2 separate regions of the Homo sapiens genome follow, and region 2 is linked to region 1. A link is an interaction called in ENCODE POLR2A ChIA-PET data of the cell type or tissue named here. Cell type or tissue: MCF 10A. All regions are shown on one strand. Links, peaks and the distances in the headings refer to the core of each region. The heading gives the core; the rest is flanking DNA. Region 1 has its middle 5.5 kb from the start of TRIM69. Region 2 holds the start of SPG11 (SPG11 vesicle trafficking associated, spatacsin).

Region 1 (2,869 bases), core at 370-2,869:
TTCCTCACTAGGTTCTACGGTTTGCCGATCTAAATCCAGTTCGTGTCCTATTGTATTGTGTAACATTTTTGGCAGCTTACATCTTTGTTTATTGAGATATAGTTCACAAACCATACAATTAACATATTTAAGTGTACATTTCAGTGGGTTTTAGTATATTCACAGGGTTGTGTAACCACCTCAATTTTAGGACATTTTCGTCACTCCCAAAAGAAATTTTGTACCAGTTCGGTGTCACTCCCATTTCTCCCAAACCCCTAGTCCTAGGAAACCACCAATCTTTCTGTCTCTATGGGTTTGCCTATTAGTATTTCATAGAAACAGAAACATATAATATGTGGTCTTTTGTAACTGGCTTCTGTTTTCAAAGGTCGTCATATTGTAGCAAGGATCAGTTCTTCATTCCTATTTATTGATGAATATTACTCTACTGTATAGATATACTAAGTTTTGTTTATCCATCTATAGTTAATGGGCATTTGGATTGTTTCCACTCTTCGGCTACTGAGAATAAAATGTGGTTATCAATATTCATGTATAAATTTTTGGTGTGGACATAGATTTTCAATTCTCTTGAGTATATATGCAGGAGTGGAATTGCTGGGTGATATGGTAACTCTATGTTTAATCTTTTAAGGAACTACTAGGCTGTTCTCCAAAGCTGAATGTACCATTGTGTATGAGAGTTCCAATTTTTCTACATCCTCACCAATACTTTTAATCTTTTTTTATTATAACCATTCTAGTGGATACGAAATGGTATCTCTTTATGGTTTTGATTTGTATTTCCCTAATGACTATGCATTATTTTAAAATTATAAGCTAATTAATTTTTACAAAGATTTACATGCTGTGATTTTGACAACTTAACTTCTAGGTCACATGCTCAAAAGTCACAGAGCCTAGACCCAAACCAAGCCTTTCTATGGCTAATGCTCGAACTCCATCCTCTCTTTCCTAGAAGGCAATCTGGGATAAATTTTTCAGAACTCCATTTGTTGCCTCTGTTAGAAAGAAAACACTGGGCAAGATGAACCTGCAAGTAGAGTAAATGGTTTATTTCTTATTTGCTTTTAGGAGTATGTAAGGAGATTTTTTGGTCTCCCGTTTTTACTTTATAAAAAATGAGTGAGTGGGCCAAGCGCTGTGGCTCATGCCTGTGATCCCAGCACTTTGGGAGACCGAGGCAGGCAGATCACCTGAGGTCAGGAGTTTGATATCAGCCTGACCAACATGGCAAAACCCCATCTCTGCTAAAAATACAAAAATTAGCCGGGTGTAGTGCCATGCACCTGTAATTCCAGCTATATGGGAGGCTGAGGCATGAACATTGCTTGAACCCCGGGGAGACGGAGGTTGCAGTGAGCCAAGATTGCACCACTGCACTCCAGCCTGGGTGACAGAGTGAGGCTCTTTCTCAAAAAAAAAAAAAAGGAAAGAGAAAGCTCTTAATTGAAGTAGTAACCCTTTCTTGGGTGTTCAATGATATTGTGCTTCTCTTCATGTAAGTGCCCCTTAGATTCCTCCTCCTCACTACCATCAGGTCATAGAATAGGGAGGGGCACTCAGTTTCAACAGCAGTGGCCTCCAAATTTTGTTCAAATGCATAACTATAAAAAGTTTTTTGTATACATTCTCTATATATAGCTATACATTTTATACATACACTACTATCAGTCTTGATTTAGACATTACTAAAGCTTAATTTTTCTCTCATTTTTTTTCAGTTAAAAATTCAGATTGAACTATCTTACAAATGGCTCCCAGAAGATCCACTCCCTGTGGGAACACAGCAGTTGTGGAAGTGAAGACAGGACTGGACCCAGAATAAGGGTTCAAATATGTGGGGAAATCTGACCTCTAAATTCTTATAAGTCAGAGAGTGACTGAACAACAGCAGTGAGACATCGAAGAGTTTTAATATCTGCTGTAAACCTTGGCACAGATCATTTACTTCTCTAAGACTGAATCCAAAAAGCACAATGGAATACTATAATAAGCTGAGACAGCATGGTGAATTCCAGACAAGCCTGAGCATTCCCTATAGCCAGAGAAGGAGGCCCAACACCTAACATAGCCTTGGATGCAGAACTGATAGAACTTGGGGAAAGTGATGAAGTAGTTGACCTCACCTGTGAATCTCTAGCACCTGTAGTGATTGACCTAACTCACCGTGACTCTGTAGTGATTATTGAACAAAGGAGGAGGCCAAGAGCAAACACAAGGCCACTCCAAGACCACACTGGCAGTTGTGTGGTGAACAATGATGAGGAGGGAGTGAAAAGGGACAGAGATGTATGTATAACCAACAGTGCCCACCATAATTCCCTGCAAAAAAATTTTTTTTGTCATATACTACCTGGTTATATTCAGTGTCAAGTTTGCATGGATGGATGCTCAGAGATTGAACTTAGTATACAACACATCTACTCTATAGAATGTGGCCACATCTGTAGTCAGTGCTTCTGCACTTCCTTTACACATACTAACACTGCCCAGTTTGTTTGAAAAAAATCAGCCTCCATCAGTATCACTGCAGTTATATATGATGTATGCCTTATTGCTCAAGACAGATCCTGTGGCTGGATTTTTCCATGTCTTTGTGCAGGAACTATGGGTTGTTGGCATCCAATGCTCTGAGCTTAAAAATACTGATTTTTAAAATTGCTATCTGCAGTATATAAGAAACTCTTTGATTTCTCATATGCTCTGAGACTGCTTTTTGTTTCCTTTGGTTTTATGCTTCAGCTCTGGACTTCAGTTGCCAGAGTGTGCCAGATACTGGGGTCGTCCTTAAAGCAACTTTCCCTTTCTTATAGTCATCAATTTTTAGTTGGCCACATGTGGACATTCTGGACCACATAAATAA
Region 2 (2,853 bases), core at 1-2,500, 68 kb before region 1:
AATAATTATTAAAAGAACAGGTCAGGCTCAGTGGCTCACACCTGTAATCCCAACACTTTGGCAGGGAGAGGCGGGATCACTTGAGCCCAGGAGCTTGAGACTAGCCTAGGCAACACAGTGAGACCTCATCTCTACAAAAACTAGAAAAATTAGCCAGGCCTGGTGGTGCACGCCTGTAGTCGTAGCTGCTGGGGAGGCTGAGCCCGGGAGGTCAAGGCTGGCTGCCGTGAACCGTGACTGAGCCACTACACTCCAGCCTGGGCGACAGCGACCTTATCTTTAAAAAAAAAAAAAAAAAAAAAAAAGCAGCAGCCCACTCAAAACACTAAGAGGGCGTTCCCAAACTTTATGATGTAAACTCTTAAGTACTGAACCAAGAGTTACGGAAGTACAAAGTAATGCATTATTGTAATCATGTTTGTCTTCCCCAAACATGCGCGCCTCGCAAGAAAGAAGTGTCTTACTCAACTTTTTAGGCACTGCTCCTATGTAACAGCAAGCACACAATATTTGCTGAATAAATGAAGGGACAAACTGGACTCTGTCCTTGAAGAAGAGGACTACATGTGAAAGAAAACGCTATTCACTTCAAGGACATGAAAAAAGTATCAGGATGATTCAAATTAGAGATGATCCTCAGCTGGCATCTTTAACTGAAAGAAATGGGCATGGGACTCGACCCTGTGACAGTTAATCAACCTGTGTTGAATAATGAAAGAATCAGCGCCTCAGCTGAGACCCGTTCCGGGTTCGCCGCAGGTGGCAATGGAGCTGGGTGCCGTCTCCGCCCACCCGGAACAGGAGAGCTGGGCTGCCAGAATGCAACGAGGCGAGCGTTTCAGGTCGGGGGAAAGGTTCTGTGAGGAAACCACGCTCGCCTCTGGGGCGTTTCCTGCAGCTGGCACCCTTCTCCCGCCACCTCTATGGCTGCAGGGAGGCCTCGGCGTGAGCCCTTGGGGCTCAGTCAGCCGAGCCTAGGCTCTGGACTCCCCCAACGGCCCAACTCTCCCTCAGCACTTACTGCCAGAAGGGGCCCTCCAGGCAGCAGCGACCCCCGCCCCGGCTGCCAGGCGTCAAAGAAAGCACTTGGAGGCTGCCCGCAGCCGTCAGGCTCCCCAGAGCCTCCGGCTGTGTGCGCAGCTGCGCCCGGGAGCCGAGCTGCCCCATCGCCTCGGCGGGGACTGGCACCAACAGCATCGGTAGAACCCGCCCCATGGCCGCGGTGCCCCAGCTACCGCCGGCGGAAGCAGCACTCGCGACCCCTTCCTCTGCAGCCATCTTGGCCCGGCGGTTACTTCCGGTCACTTTCGCCGGAACCTGACTGCGTCGTGGGCATGCGCGGTGTACGTAGCGGCTCCCGCTCGGCCTCGTGACTCCCGCGGAGACCTCTCGGCTGTCTCCGGTCGATTCCATTCGTTTCCTGTGGGGGGCAGTACCAGCCTCTCTAGCAAAGCCACATCTGCCCTGACGCCAGTCCCACTCTGCTTAACTGCTCTGGCATGCTTGAAGGCCTAGCTTAGCGTAGCAGGCCGTTGCAGCCGTTCTCGCTCTGTGGCATTGCTCTTTGCCTTCTTGGTCCAGCTGCCTCCAGCTCCCTTGGAACCCAGTTCCTGCCTCTTTTCTTCGCTTTTCTTATTGTGCTGTTCGCTTACAGGCTCTGGGGTGGTGCCATTTCCTTGGTAGCATGGACCGTCTTACAGTGTGGATCCATAGTAAGGGTGTTGACCCGAAATTTGAAGTCAAATAATATCCATTGTAACAGTCAGAGAGACGGGGTAAGTAAGGGGTGGAGATGGTAGAGAGCTCCTGTCTGTTTTCTCAGGGAAGTATGATCCAAGATCAAGAGAAGGAGAGGAGCAAAGAGTTTGAGGTGAGAAGAGGGGTTGAATAGGTATTTTGGTAAAGTCTCCTAAAAGACAACTGTACCTTCTTAACACATCTTCCACATTCAGAACATTTCAGCATAAATGTAACCTCTATTGACAGGCCTCCCCAAGCCATTCAACCTAAGGTCCCTTCTACTGCAGTCTCTCACCTAGTTTTGTTTTTAATCATAGTATTTATCACTACTTGATATTTTCTGCCAGTTCCTGTCCAATAAGAATGTAAACTTCAAAAGAGCAAGGACTTTGTTGCTCACCACTGTCCTGGCTAGTACCTAAAACAGTGCATGTTTCATGAAAGGTACTCCCGCATTTGTTGATCAATGCATGACCTTATTTGTCAAAATAAAAGCAAACTTTTTTTTTCTTTTGAGATGGAGTCTCGCTTTGTCACTCAGGCTGGAGTGCAGTGGCGGGATCTCGGCTCACTGCAACCTCCGCCTCCTGGGCTCAAGCAATTCTGCCTCAGCCTTCCCAGTAGCTGGGATTACAGGCGCACGCCACACCCAGCTAAATTTTTGTATTTTAGTAGAGACGGGGTTTCACCATGTTGGCCAGGCTGGTTTCGAATTCCTGACCTCCGGTGATTTACCTGTCCCAGCCTGGAAGTGCTAAGATTACAGACGTGAGCCACCGTGCCCAGCTGAAACCAAACGTTTTCTATCACAAGGGAGATATATTCAACCTTCTAAGCTTAGCTGGGGCTGTGTTCTTTCTGTAAAAAATGGCAACGTTAAAGCAATTTCTAAGGTTACACTTGTGTTAGCTACAACAAAGCCTTGTCCCTTATAATCAGGACAGTCTTCTCATGCCTGTAAATCCCAGCACTTTGGGAGGCCAAGTTGGGAGGATCACTGGAGCCCACCCTTGCCAACATAGGGAGACCCTTGTCTCTACAAAAAAAATCAAAAAAAATTTTTTTTGAGAGTTTTGCTCTTGTTGTCCAGGCTGGAGTGCAATGGCACAGTCT

The links. Peaks named below come from ENCODE experiments on the same cell type or tissue, not always from the same donor. Only the 100,000 strongest peaks of a DNase experiment are listed, where the experiment ranks them.
Region 2: POLR2A ChIA-PET joins it to region 1 with 82 read pairs; 34 of 35 experiments call an interaction of 5 or more read pairs at or near these places.

Annotation. Positions count from the first base shown.
Region 1 is chr15:44,729,636-44,732,504 of GRCh38, forward strand. It overlaps the pseudogene RNF4BP. Among named protein-coding and RNA genes, the nearest start is that of TRIM69, 5.5 kb to the right of the region's middle. RefSeq lists an enhancer at 1-247. In MCF 10A, for the core only: no CTCF peak of the experiment used is centred there; no DNase peak of the experiment used is centred there.
Region 2 is chr15:44,662,370-44,665,222 of GRCh38, forward strand. It overlaps SPG11 (SPG11 vesicle trafficking associated, spatacsin), which reads right to left and starts at 1,293. Exons shown (of 40, transcript NM_025137.4): 1 at 1,022-1,293. The coding sequence starts at 1,278. RefSeq lists enhancers at 388-527, 637-1,593, 1,068-1,547, 1,588-1,757. In MCF 10A, for the core only: a CTCF peak has its summit at 1,429 (motif pointing right); DNase peaks (open chromatin) are centred at 832 and 1,412.